2 separate regions of the Mus musculus genome follow, and region 2 is linked to region 1. The links are chromatin contacts, found by Hi-C or POLR2A ChIA-PET in ENCODE. All regions are on one chromosome and are shown on one strand. Each heading gives the region's core, a stretch centred on a gene start or an enhancer-like site at or near the end of the contact. The rest is flanking DNA. Distances are from core to core; before and after follow the strand shown.

Evidence for each region. Hi-C counts contacts between places; a loop is a spot of excess contacts on that map. ChIA-PET counts read pairs that join two places held with the same protein, here RNA polymerase II (POLR2A).
Region 2: a map of left cerebral cortex shows a loop between it and region 1 (4-fold over the local background). The contact joins two enhancer-like sites. A Hi-C loop is called at or near these places in 1 of 37 maps with a recorded cell type or tissue (left cerebral cortex). POLR2A ChIA-PET finds 5 or more read pairs at or near these places in 4 of 5 experiments (Patski and embryonic stem cell).

Annotation. Positions count from the first base shown.
Region 1 is chr11:22,561,404-22,569,198 of GRCm38, forward strand. All of the region lies in intron 1 of Gm51939 (a long non-coding RNA gene), which reads right to left. Among named protein-coding and RNA genes, the nearest start is that of Gm51939, 19 kb to the right of the region's middle. Within about 2 kb of position 3,464, at least 1 of the 3 ENCODE cell types and tissues checked has a DNase peak (open chromatin) inside an H3K27ac peak, as active enhancers do.
Region 2 is chr11:22,615,499-22,622,389 of GRCm38, forward strand. It overlaps Gm12052 (predicted gene 12052), which reads left to right. Exons shown (of 5, transcript NR_166746.1): 3 at 903-991; 4 at 1,859-2,332; 5 at 2,823-2,994. Among named protein-coding and RNA genes, the nearest start is that of Gm12052, 7.2 kb to the left of the region's middle. Within about 2 kb of position 2,264, at least 3 of the 3 ENCODE cell types and tissues checked have a DNase peak (open chromatin) inside an H3K27ac peak, as active enhancers do.

The DNA.
Region 1 (7,795 bases), core at 2,214-4,713:
GGGTCTGTGTGTGTCTGTGTGTGCATATGTGTGTCCTTGTGTGTGCGCACACAGGAATGCTTGAGTGTACTGTATATGCACATGTGTATACTGATGCATGAACCAGTATGCGCACTCAGCAAGGTCAGAGAAGGACATTAGGTGTCCTTATTCTTTGAAGACAGGATCTCTCACTCAACTTGAAGCTAAGTTAGTAACCAGCAAGCCTCAGGGGTGGTCCTATCTCCATCCTGTACAATGCTTAGGTAGGCTCCTGTGGCCACGCCAGGCTTATTATTATTTATTATTATTATTATCATTATTATCACTGGTACTAAAATGTGAACTCAGTTCTTCATGCTTGTCCAGTAAGCAATCTTACCCTCCTTTCATCCATTATAACATCTTAATGCAAATTTTTACTTGTTTTCTTTCCATTTCTGATTTTTGTTTATGAGGTTAACACACACATACACTTAGAGCGTTATTGTATGACTCCTTCTCACACAAAACTTCCACAAAGGGGTGTCTGGCTTATTTTGAAAACTTGAGTCTGTAAAGCTACAAAAACAGCTCCCTGGGCGGTAAAACAGCTCTTGCTGCATGAGATGGAATAAGCCCTTTTACAAATAAACCCAAACCAACAAATAGATTGAAAAATGAAACACACACACACACACACACTCCAAAAGCCTAAGACCTCTCAAGCCGCTGCCACAATGCTTCCTCCACTCGTGGAGGCCAAGCAACCAAGAGTTCACAAATTTCCTCACCAAAGATAAAAACACTTTGCTCTCAGCAAACCTAGCTATAGTTAATAACACACACAGTATCAGGCACAGATCTGAATACGTACATGCCAGGAAAGAGATTTTTATTATTTCAGTGGAGAACACTCCACCTTATGCTCTATTCAGGGACAAAAGCAAAGTTATGCAAGTGGAAAATACACTGGAAACAGTATCGGGCTCTCCTACAAAAACATTCCTGCCTTGTCATTTTGATCATTTGAGGCAAATGCTTAGGGGCTGGAACGTGAAGAATCAGACTCATCACTCATCCTGAGAGTAACCTGTCCCAAGTGTGTTTGACTTTAGTTCCTTTCCTGGAGGCCAAGCTGTTCTAGGATAGATGGGAGCAGGGGTGGAGTGGGGGTGGGAGTTTGTGCTGCCAACCTCAAGTCTCCTGGTAAATGTGCAACAGAAAGCATGGTTAAGAGCTCACTCCTGCTATTACTGACTGAAAGATGATCAAGTACCCCAATAGAGTATTCTACTATATCCATGCATGTGCACATGTACACACACTCACTCACACATCCATTGTGTTTTGTTTTGTTTTGTTTTGTTTTGTTTTTGGTGTTTTGTTTTGTTTTGCTAAAATCTGGCCTCTGAACAGGGAAATTATGCTAAGATTGGAGAGTCTTCAATTCTTTCACAACAAACAAAACCACAACCAAAATAGAATTACTTGCATATAGGGGCAGAGTGAAAGACAGGATAGGTGGATGCTTGTGTGTGCTATCATGAACCCACTTAGGGAAGCGCCTTATCACCAAGTTAACCGATGGCTGCAAAATACACTTTTTAAAAAATCTAGCCCCTTAGCAGATTGAGAATTTTTTTTCTTTCATCCTTGATTGGCTTAGACTTGGACCCAGCTCCTCAGCCTCTCTGTCAAACAAAAGGGAACAACAGAACTCACTGAGAGAACCGTTCACTTGGGTCCTAAGGATCTGAACCACAGAAAGCAGATGACAGTCGGAAGTCTTTCTTGTTAGTTGTGTTTGTAAATTGTTTGAAATATCATGGGTTTTGAGAATCCCCACCTCCAAAGCTGCCCTTGTCTTTGAAATAGGTTGATCTTTGCCATGAATGATCTGTCTCTCCTTCCTGGAAAATCCACCATAGCTGATGGTAGCACCAGGGTTTTGAGTTCACAGTCAGCATTTCTCTGTGGAACTGATTATAGTAAATACAACTAGTTCTGCGTTTGGGTTATACCCTCAGACTGAAGCTATTTGTGGTAAGATTATCAGGATGGTCGTTTTCAAAGCCGTTGAGAAAGCACACAGTCAAAGAAGATCCTACCTGGACCGGTCAAGTTTCTACAAGTGAATACAAATGAGCTAGCCCTACCCAAAGCCTTGCTTTCCTCACACTTTGCCCCACAACTATCTTCCAGACCCACAGTCTTGAAAGGAACTGAACGCTGTGGCCTCATGTATGTTCTACCTTCTATTTCAAAATAGCTCAGGGTGAGACCTGAGCAAGTCCCTACCTCGAAGGCATTTTTAGGGTCAGATGAGCCTGTAGAGGGGCTTTGAGAAAGGTGAGCATTTACTATCTTGGTAAACCAAAAGTAACAATGCCCTAAAGATATCACGCCCCAACCCTCAGAGCCTGTGAGTGTGTCAGGTTACCTGGCAAAGAGAACAGCTGTGTGCACAAGGAAGGTTGCTGATTTGAAAATGAAAAGGCCACTTTGGATTGTTTAGGCAATCAGGAGAGCCTTAAAAGAAGGAGACAGGAGGGTGGGTGACAAAAATGAAGTGAACTGTGGAAGAGTCAACCAGCTGTGACTGGCTTGGAAACTGGGGTCACAAGCGAAGGAATGTGGCACCTTTAGAATCTAAACCTGTAAGAAAGCAAGCTCTCCCGAGGCACTCCAGGAGGGGAGGTGGCAGCCACCTAAGTGATTTTCACCCAGACACTTGGGACCATCGGTCTCCAGAACTATCACAAATGGCTACCCAGTCTGTTCATGGCTATCAGAAACGAATACAATTATTAAAATGACTGACGTACAAGGATCAAAGCAAGGATTTATGTGTATACTGTAACATAGAACAAGCACTTCCCTAATATCTGATAAGAAAAAAAAAAAAATGGGCCAGACAACAGCAAATCATCTAGCCGGAGGGCACAGCTCCTGCTTCCAGGATCCCAGGTGGTGCTCACAGCCACGGTACCTCACTATTACTAAGATGAGGTCCTTTGCATCCTCGTCGCCTCCACAAAAGCAGCACCCACTTTGTCTCTCTGGGTGACTTCTACCTTCTCTTCCAACCTGCTTTCGAGGTCATTCTCCTGGTGATGAGGCCTGAAGCTCACCAAGAGGGCTGTGCTGTCTGTCTCCAGCCAGGGAATGTCTCTAGACTCTTCTCAAGCTCCGAGGTTCCAGATCACGAATAGCAGAGAGGAAACGAATAGCAGAGAAGAAACGAACAACTTCGCCTTTACCCTTCCCTGCTGGAAGAGCATCTGTACTCCACATAGCAGTCAGTGGGCCTCTAGGGAGAGAGGCAGGGAAAGGCCAGGTTTGAAAATTGTTTTTCTCTGGCTAATGCATTAAAATTTTATTTCTGTCTTGACCCAAAGTCTGTTCAAGATGAAAAGCCTGAGGGATTTCCAATGCTGAGTCAAAGCCAAACTGATTTCTGACCATGTTTCCAGGTCCCAGCTCTGTTCTTCTGCCAACAGCCTGATCCTGGCATGAAAACCCTGCCATGCAGAGTCCCCTTTCCTGCAGTTTCTTGCTCTCTGAATGCCCAGTCAGGCTTGCAGGATCATTTCTGAGCAATTCTGACGCACACTCTGGAACACTTCCTTTCGAAAATCGGCAGGTTTTTAAACTAAGGAGGGCACATTTCAGGACACTGAACTATGTAATTGTCTGGGGTGAGTTTGGAGATGCAATAGGTTTGGGCAACAAAAATGGAAGTAGAGAAAAAAATCCAACATGTAAGATTAAACACTAATTTGGTAGGATAATTTCATGCAGATCCATTGCAGGTGGCACAGAGGCATTGGCCCTCAGAGGATGGAGTCTGAAAGACTGAGACTCTAGGCTTGACATAGGCTTCTGAAAACCAAAGGCCCAGCTCCAGTGACACACTTCCACCAACTTATACCCCCTACACCTTTTGTGCTCAGGCACCAAGGTCCTGATACCCACAAAGCACCAGGAATGTTAAATGTATTGGGGCTTCTCCTCAAAGGAGGAGGGGGATACCTTCTGCCCAGAACGCTGGGAGCAGTCATTGTTAAGACCTGGTGACCTTTCTGCTAACTGTGGAGGCAGACCTCACCCAGAATGTTTATCCTAGACTCTCCCTCCCTTGACCTTCATCTTTAGCTCCTAGTTAATAGACTCCATCTTTAAGGGAGATGTCACATCTCCTGCTGACCTCTGTTGGCATAATGTTCTTGTACACTGTGTAAAGATTATCTTCTTGTGTTATCCAAAACTTGTCCCTCATATCTTGTTTCAATCCAGAAACAGCATTGTAACGCTTATGTAAAGAGTCTCCTGTCTCAAGTTTGTGTAAGCAATGCTTACCTTTTGTTCTCTGCCTTGTCAATTAAAATGGCTTAGTAGAAGAGAGAATAGGGTGGAACTTCCACTAGGTGGGAGATGGGGAGAGAGAGAAGAGTAAGGCAGATTCAGCCATGAGGAGGGCAAGAGAAGAAATTATGGGAAAATTCATCTGAAGCCCAGAGAGCCAGACCAATACTAAAATACAAGTATCTTGGGGATTTGGGCTGGGAGGTAGCCAGATTAGCTTGAAGGATTAAAATAGATTGATGACTGCCAAGGTATTGCAGTAAAGCTTGATTAAATAAATCTTGGTTTCTTGGTGCTGTTATTGGGGAGCTAGCTAGGATAAAGAAAAACAGCTATTGTATTGATCTATTCATATATTTATATTAATTATTGCAAAGCTCTATGCTGTCTCAGTCAGAAACCACACTAGATTCTAGGCCTTTAAGCTGCAGAACCCACCCTGATGGTCATATGTACTTTGCAATAGAGTTTCTATGTAGTCATACCCTAAGTTTTATTGTGCACCTGTAATTGGAATGGTTGTTACCCTACAAACCTTCCCCCAAATTGCACAGTCTTTAGATGTGCTGGTAATGAACTGCCTGGCCTCAGACTCCCCAAGTTTGATCCAGGTTGATAAAGTCAATCTGAACCAAGTTTTCATTCTTGTTTGAGGTACATTTTCCTGTCTTGACACTTGCAGAGTCCCCCTCACTTTCAAATAGTGCCACTCCCTGGTGATAGAACTTTCAGCTCCTCCTGCACCATGCCTGCCTGGATGCTGCTATGTTCCCACCTTGATGATAATGGGGTGAACCTCTGAACCTGTAAGCCAGCCCCAATTAAATGTTGTCCTTATAAGAGTTTCCTTGGAAGCCGGGCGGTGGTGACACATGCCTTTAATCCCAGCACTTGGGAGGCAGAGGCAGGCAGATTTCTGAGTTTGAAGCCAGCCTGGTCTACAGAGTGAGTTCCAGGACAGCCAGAGCTACATAGAGAAAACCTGTCTCAAAAAAAACAAAACAAACAAATAAACAAAAAAACCAATCAAAAAAAAAAAAAAAGTTCCCTTGGTCATGGTCATGGTGTTTGTTCACAGCAGTAAAACCCTAAGACAAAAGTTGGTACCAGGAATGGGGTATTGCTGTGATAGGTCTGACCATGTTTGGGAGAATGAGCCCTGATTAAATGTTGTCATTGCCTTGGTCATGGTGTCTGTGCAGAGCAGTAAAACCTTAACTAAGACAGGGACATTATCACTCAAATCACCACAAGGACCAAAAGTAATCCTCTGAATTCTGCATGGGTACTCAACACTAAATAAGGAGAGAGAGAGAGAGAGAGAGAGAGAGAGAGAGAGAGAGAGAGAGAGAGAGAGAGAGAGAGAGAGAAGAGAGATGTAATTTTAAAAATAATGTGGAGAGAAACAGAAGAGGATCCCTAATGTTGACTTGCCCTCCCCTGAGGTACACACAGGTTAGTATGCTCCACTCCCACACATGTGTACATTCATCATACACACAACTTAGAGAGAGAGAGATTGAGAGAGAGAGAGAGAGAGAGAGAGAGAGAGAGAGAGAGAGAGAGGCTCTTGGTAAACCATGGCTACTTTATTGATTTTAAATTATTTAGATTATTTTAAATCTGTTCTGTTAGATGACTTTTAGTTGGAAGAATGGGATTTGAGTTCTATCGCTGGCCTTGGATAGAGATACCACTTCCTGAACTGCCAGGAAGGTTATGAGGCTAAAACAGGAGCTTCTGGTAAAGAAAAAAGATGAACCATTGTGCCCTCCTTAAGATGTCATCCAAATGTGCCTGTCGACCATCTGGATGGAAAAACACCTCTCAGCAAGCTTCTTATTCCAGAGACTTTAGAAATAATACCACACCCTCCGATCATTGACCACTCTCATCCTTGAGAGTACCTTGTGTTATAATAAACTTTGTCTTCTACACCAAATTCTGTGTTTCATCTGAACTCAGTCAGAGATTACAAGCACTAAGAATCCAAGGGAAGCTAGAGTGAAATCCAACAACATGAAACATTTTCAATTTAAATTCCATAAATGTAAATGAAATTAAAATGCCAACTCCTCACGTTTCAAGTTCAACGTCCCCTGTGGCTGCTAATGTGGTTCCACCTTTGCACAAAGATCTATTGGATGGTTCTGCCTCCCACCCCCAACTGCCTTGAGAAGTATTTATAGGACCACTGGAGAATGAAACCCTTGAAGAAGGTCAGAGTTTGACTAAGCTTATTTCATTACTGTTACAAAATACATGACAAAATCAACTTAAGGGAGAAAGGAAAGATTTAATTTGGCTCACAATTTAACTCTACCATTGCAGGAAGGACATGGTGGCTGAGACAGACTGAGTTTGTGATGGAAGGAACTAGCATCATTGCTTCTTGGGCCTCTGAGTATCAGGAAGCAGAAAGAATAAATTCTAGGTATAACAATATAACCCTCAGGTCTACTCTACAGTTCTACCTATTCCAGCCATGTTCCATGTCCCAACACCTTCCCAAAGCAATGTCACAAGCTAGGGACTGTCTTAGTCAGAGTTTCTATTCCTGCACAAACATCATGAGCAAGAAACAAGTTGGGAAGGAAAGGGTTTATTCGGCTTACACTTCCATACTGCTGTTCATCACCAAGGAAGCCAGGACTGGAACTCAAGCAGGTCAGGAAGCAGGAGCTGATGCAGAGGCCATGGAGGGATGTTCTTTACTGGCTTGCCTCACCTGGCTTGCTCAGCCTGCTCTCTTATAGAACCCAAGACTACCAGCCCAGAGATGGTCCCACCCACAAGGGGCCTTTCCCCCTTGATCACTAAATGAGAAAATGCCTTACAGTTGGATCTCATGGAGGCATTTCCTCAACTGAAGCTCCTTTCTCTGTGATAACTCCAGCTGTGTCAAGTTGACACAAAACTAGCCAGTACAATTGACCCCTTGTCAACTTGACACACAAAAACATCACTAATAAGCCTCAACCCTTACAATCTTATTCATCCCCAAGATCTAAATAACTTTAAAAGTCCCACAGTCTTTACATATTCTTAAAATTTCAATCTTTAAAATATCCATCTCTTTTAAAATCCAAAGTCTTTTTACAATTAAAAGTCTCTTAACTGTGGGCTCCACTAAAATAGTTTCTTCCTTCAAGAGGGAAAATATCAGGGCACAGTCACAATCAAAAGCAAAAATCAATCTCCAACCTTCCAATGTCTGGGATCCAACTCACAATCTTCTGGGCTCCTCCAAGGGCTTGGGTCACTTCTCCAGCCATGCCCTTTGTAGCACACGCATCGTCCTCTAGGCTCCAGATGCCTGTACTCCACTGCTGCTGCTGCTCTTGGTGGTCATCTCATGGTACTGGCATCTCCAAAACACTGCATGACCCCTTCAGTCCTGGGCCTTCAATTGCAACTGCAGTGCACCTTCACCAATGGCCTTCCATGGCCTCTCACAGTGCCAAGCCTC
Region 2 (6,891 bases), core at 1,014-3,513, 53 kb after region 1:
ACTGTGGAATGGCAACCTTCAGGTCCACAGTACCTGTCACTGGACCATCTGATGGACTCCAAGCAACGTTTTAGAAGCAAGGTGAATAAAAATAAAAGAAGATACAGTGCCGTCCCCTGTTCAGGTGAGAAGCCCAGGATCCTCCAGGAAAGGAAACATAATGGTGAACTCTTTAGTATTATAGAAAGAGAGAGGGTTAGTGGATAAAGGTGATGGATGACTCTCAAACATTTGGACAAAATGTGGAAACACTGCGACAGAAAGAACCAAGAAGCTGGATGACTGAGAGACCAAAACTCAGCAGCCACCCTCACTGGTGGCTGTGCGTGGACTCCCTATCAATAGCTCATCTCAATTATAGCAAGCAAAGAAAACAAAAGCTCATCTGAACCAGGCAGTGGTGGCCATGCCTTTAATCCCAGCACTCGGGAGGCAGAGGCAGGCAGGTTTCTGAGTTCGAGGCCAGCCTGGTCTACAAAGTGAGTTCCAGGACAGCTAGGGCTACACAGAGAAACCCTGTCTCGGGGGGGGGGGGGGGGGGGGGAAGAAGCTCATCTGCTCATCACGTATAATATGTATACACCAATCATTTCTACACGCGTGTGTCATGAGAATTGAATGAGAACATTCCAGGGCAGTAAATGCTATTCCTAGCCTGGTGCACATAAATAAATAAACAAATAAACAAACAAATAAATAAATAAATAAAGTCTTTCCTGAGGCGAAAGTAAACAGGTTTTTTTTTTTTTTTTTTTTTTTTGACCTGGTTAATTACAGATACTTGTCTATGTTCTGTTGTGAATGTCAGCATTCAGTAACTTACCTTAACAATATCGAGCCTGTTGTTGCTGATTGTTAGTATTTTGGCTCTATGAGTTGTTTTGTTGCTTTGTTTGTCTTAGAGAGCTATTTCATCAGGACCTGAGAAAGCTTAGCCCTCAGAAGTGCTTATAGTGAGACCACACAATGACATGCAACATCACTCAGACTCGTGAGTATTCTCCATCCCCCTTTGGTTAGGAGCTTCCACGGATGACATAAAAAGGAAATTTAGCATTGCAGATGATCCTGTGAAACAAGTATATCTGGCAGTGTGGCAATTGTTTGAGGTACTAGAAAGTGTTAGTTAGCCCCGCTTTACTCTGTTACAAACATCTCTTGTAAAGGTGAAGAAAATGAGCTGAAGAACAAAGTCAACATTCCATAGACTGAGGTAGTCAGGAAACATGGTCAGGGAAATGGGGGACTCAGTTAGATGCAACCCAGGACAGCTAAGACGGGGCCTGGCTCTGCATGTCTTTGATTTGACCATGTCACCACAAAGAAATTCCAAAGAGACAAGCCTCCTAGACCAAGCTGATGCAGATTTCAGGCATACAGTAAAGGGCCATCCACCAAGGGTCTCTCTCAGGGCTGTCTTTGCTGCAGCACCGAATGCCCTACAGAGCTAGTATGCTGCAGCTTCCCAAAGTCAGGGTGGACCGGAAGACCCTCCCGCCCCTTTCAGACACATATTCTGCCTGATACAAAACAACCACTCAGTCCACGATACCTGTGTTGTTTTCCAACTATCTTAAAGATTTTCAATCAGAAATTCTACAAGCAAGAAAAACACATGACATTCCCAACTACGGAAATGTATATCCATACCACCATACACAAGTGTTTATAGCTACTTTTTATTCATCGTGAATAATGAATCTGCTTTAAAGACAGGCTGTTGAGTTCGAGACCAGAATTTAGTTTCTCCTTGTCTGCAGCATTCCATGCTGGCATCAAGAGGGCCTCCTTTAATTAGGAAGGACACAAGTGGAAAAGAACGTAATTGGGCTGAGGTTTTAATGCCTGGCTTTGCCAGGCTCTCTTACTGCAGACCCGAGGCACTGGCCCAAGCATTCCACCAGGCTCCACCCAAACCCACCAGCTGGACGAGGAACCACGGGACGTTAGAATCAGAGTAACTTTGGCCAACAATCTGAGACACTTGGGAGAAAATTCATTCTAAATCTAACAGCTTCCTGCTCTCAGGAAGGCCTCTGGGCTTCCGGTGCCTCTGGTCCTCCTTCCCGGCTCTTCTGTGGAGGCTAGCTTCCTCCAAGCTGACCCCGAGGGAGCCGCCTTCTCGTAGGTGGAAAGCGAAGAGAAGAGAGCGGGTAAGCAGTGGAGACACATTGGCTGTACTCAGGACCTGTACCAGAGGTGGCAGGAGGACACCACCGAGCCCTGCTCCACCCATCGCAGCCTCGAGACCCTCTGCGCGGGGATGCTGACCCCTGCTGGCCACCTGAGAGATTGCAGCGTGGCCGACTCCCAAGGGGCGGCAAGTGTAAGGGTAAGGGTAAGGAGATGGGGATGGGAAAGGGGTTGCTGTGTAGTAAGCGTGGGTGGTAGAAGACTAGGGCCAGGATGTTGGGCACCATCAGAGGCCCCTCCACCACCCGGTGGCTGCCCAAGTGCTGTCCGCTCCTCTTGTTTCTAGGAAAAAGAGTGAGAGGAGCCGTAAGGGCTATGGAGCCCAAATCAGCATGCCTCTAGGACCTACCTGAGCCTCCAGAAGACCCCTCAACAGGAACCGTTGTCCGAACCAACCAACTCCAAACCTAAACCTCAGAGGCCTCCTCATGCAGACAGATTGCTGACCTATCTCTGGGGTAGTCAGCTGAAATACCCCAGAGATATTCACGGCCTAATCCCAGGAAGTTTCTTTAAATGGCAAAAGAAACCTAGAGTGTGTTACCCTCGATTATTTAGGTAGATTCTACATGTAATCAGGTATATCACCAAAGGGGAAGTGAGGTAAAGGAATATTTATTTCACTACAGAACAGAAGGCAAGCCATCTTGCAGGAGGACCTGAGGAGAGAAGGAGAGAGTCAGGAGAGAACAGATTCCCTCTACAGTGCCCAGAGTCTCCCCTGACTGATTTGGACCCAATGAAATTCCAAACTCTGGTGTCAAGAACTTTAAAAGAATAAATGTGTGCTGTTTTGAGGTATTGAGTTTGTAGCTTTTTTAAAAAAGCAGCAGCACTGAGGTAATGTGTTGCTTCCCACTCAGTAGTGAGTTCTTAGAATTAAGTGGCTAATGAACAAGACAAACCCCATTTCCATCCCCAGGGAGTTTTATCTGCCATCTCCTGAGCTTTAAAATATTGCTGGCAAATTCTTAGATAGGGTAGCAGAGAAGACAAGGAACACATCAAAAAGACTAGCCCGTAGACATGCAACAAACAAACAAACAACAGCAACGAAGAACAGATTTCACACCTGCTGGGCAGCTACAGTCAAAGTGACAGGGGCAAGCAGTTTCTTGTTTGTTTGTTGTTGTTTGTTTATTTTGCTTTTTTGATGACTTGGAGAAGCCCAGTCCGCACACACTGTTGGAGGGACTCTATGGCATACCCAACCTGGAAAGTAGCTTGGCAATTTCTTTTAAAACTGAGCATACATAACCGGATCACTCGGCACTGTGTTCCCAGGAGTAGCTGCCAGGGATTGAAGCCATTAGAAGGTTCATTCGATCTAAACTCCACTGCGGGTGCTCGCACAGCGCACTCCTCGATACCTGCCTGTACTGGCTAGTTTTGTGTCAACTTGACACACCTGGAGTTATCACCGAGAAAGGAGCTTCAGTTGAGGAAATGCCTCCATGAGATCCAACTGTAAGGCATTTTCTCAATTAGTGATCAAGGGGGAAAGGCCCCTTGTGGGTGGGACCATCTCTGGGCTGGTAGTCTTGGTTCTATAAGAGAGCAGGCTGAGCAAGCCAGGGGAAGCAAGCCAGTAAGTAACATCCCTCCATGGCCTCTGCATCATCTCCTGCTTTCTGACCTGCTTGAGTTCCAGTCCTGACTTCCTTGGTGATGAACAGCAGTATGGAAGTGTAAGCTGAATAAACCCTTTCCTCCCCAATTTGCTTCTTGGTCATGATGTTTGTGCAGGAATAGAAACCCTGACTAAGACACTGCCCAAATGTTTTAGATTCACGAATGAAAGACACACACACACACACACACACACAGCCTCATTTTTAATATGCCCTAAGCAGCCAGGAGCTGGGTCACTACCCAGATGCTTACATGGCTGTACACTTCGTCTCCTGCAGCTCTTAGGCATGACTTTCCTGCTTCCCCATGGTTCCCTTGCCGGGAAAATCTAAGGTTCCCCCCTCTGTCTCCCTGTCCAGCCACTGGCCACTGGCAACTTTATTTACCAATTACAGCCAACTGTGGGCAAGGACCCTCAGAGTCTTACAGACAGACGTACAGGTTCCCATGTGATTTGGGAAACTGAATTAACACAAATAGCATTAGATCCAGTCCACAACAAGGATTCAACTGAGATAACTAAATACATGTATGTAAAACCACCTACACGAATATACATGCTTTGTACATAATAGCTACAGCCCAGAACCCATGGTCAACAGTGCATGGAAATGCAATGTATGTGAGTAGATTATTATCCACAAACCAAAAGGAACAGATCTCATACAGAATGCATAGACCACACTGGCTGAAAGACGCTGTACACAGAGGACTGAGTGTCACTTGATTCCACTTATCATAACCTGTTAAGATGCAAACCTAGCCAGGCTTGGTGGCACACACCCGGTATCAGGAAGCAGAGGCAGGGGCATTGTGATTTCAAGGCCAGCCAGCTCTGTATGAAAATGGTGTTACAGAATAGGCAAATCCACAGAGACAGAAAGATGGCCCATTGCCTGAGACCAGAGATGAGCCTAGGATTGGGGACCAGCCACAAGGGACAGAGGGTCAGTCTGAGGTGATGACTTTTAAAACCAGATTGTGTGGTGATTACACAGGACACTTAGAGCAAATACATCTTACTGTCCAAAAATTATACTTCAATTTTAAAAAGTCAACTCATCCCGTGGTAAGCCTTAAATCATACTTTAAGAGAGGCTCTTCAAAAAAAATATTCCAAAGCATTAAGTAGGACAGGAAGCCAAACAAGATGGGTTTCAGGGCAATAGCCCAACTCTTTTTTAGATCAATGTAGCAGTGATTTCCCCCACCAGCAACCCACTGGTGTAATGCTATCTTCACTTTGTTATTTCATTCATTCATTCTGTTTTATCTTTTCTTTTTTTCGTTTGTTTGTTTGTTTGTTTGTTTGTTTCTCGAGACAGGGTTTCTCTGTATAGCCCTGGCTGTCCTGCAACTCACTTTGTAGACCAGGCTGTCCTTGAACTCAGAAATCCACCTGCCTCTGCCTCTATTTTATCTTTTTGTGATACTGGGAATCAGACCAGACCCTCCCACATTTCTTACTTTTTGTTTTGAGGCTCAGGCTGTGCTTGAGTTGACCATCTTCCTGTGTCAGGGATCACAGGCCTGGGCCACCAGACTTGGCTCTATGCTGTCCTTTATGATCCAGAGAGACAAAGGAACAGAACTGTACATTGTTCACGTCCTACCTTGGCAAGAGCCCCAGCTGGAAGCCAGTACATGCCTCTTAATGCTGTAGTTCGTGCAATACTATATCTAGCCTGGTTCTTGAGCCTTCTTCAAGGCAGGCCTGGGACCTCACCCCAATCTAAAATACCTGGGTGTATCCAACTGGAGCAGTTGAGACACCACCCTGCATTCTTCTGTCTCTAGCCTACCCAGCCTGAAGTTGCTTGTATTGTAATGTTAAGTGCAGACCACCACCACCCCCACCACCCCCACCTAGAATCTACATATAGCCCTAATGACCCCAAGTTAATTCTGATTGGTGAATAAAGATGCCAACAGCCAATAGCTTGACAGTAGAGAAGTAGGTGGGGTTTAGGTTTCACAGGCTTGGCAGTAAAGGACTATGAAGAATTTAGAGCTTATTGTAAATATAAAGGCTGAGAGTGCGACTTTTACTGGGGAACTAGTTGGTTTAAGGTGGGGTTGAAACCATGGGCTTAGATTTTAAATGATTTTCTACAACAACCCAGCTCTTGCCTAGCTGCAGTTGGCCTTCTAAGCTGCTCCCTGGAGTGTCTGGATGCTGCGCAGGAAGCTGCTGGCACAAGGTCAGAGCTTATGTCGCCCGCCTTGTGTCTCCAAAGCCCTTAAAGCCAGCTCAGTTGCAGTTCCTAGGGAAAATGTCCCCTCTACCCCTCTAAAATCAAAATGAGGGTTTGATACACTGGAACAGATGACCAAATACGCAGCACAGAGATACACGCTGTGCACAGGGGCAGCTCAAGAAGGGGATCACTCACGAACGCTTCCTCAGTGGCATGGGAAATCGGGGAATCTAGCCATCCTGAGAGGTAGTGAATAATTTTCAAGGTAACTGAAGGTCCCAAAGACAAACAATAGAGGTAAATTAATCTCTCTGGTGTGGGCCAAAGCTGCAGGCAATAAATAGCCTGTGACAAAGTCTGAGTGTGATGACGTCCCTGGGCCTTCCCTGGTTGGCAGCATCTGTGGGAGGAAATCAAAGGCAGCTGTATCCTTTGGCCAACCTGATCATTAGGTAGATCAGAGACTACTTTTTTACTTTTTTTACTTTTCAAAGTAAAGCCTGTTCCAGCCTCTGCTGACCCAGGTACCTTTCATCAGCAAGTCAACATACCAGAGTGCTACATTTGGGAGGTAACATTCCTCGGATTCCTTCGACAAGTAAACGCCTTCTGTCTACAGAGCAGGCTCCTACCTGTCACTTCAGAAGCCATGGTCCCACCTCCAGAAACTTGGGGCCCTCGATACTTTCTTTCGTTCAAACTACTTTACAAGTTTTTTCTCCTATAATGTTCATAAAACACAGGCCCCTGCAAGCTCTGCTGTGTACCAGTCACCCTATTATCACAACCAAACAATAGAAAGGATATCACAGGCTGGAACCACACAGTCCAGTAGTCTCTCACAAAATGCCAAGTAGGCAGAGAATGG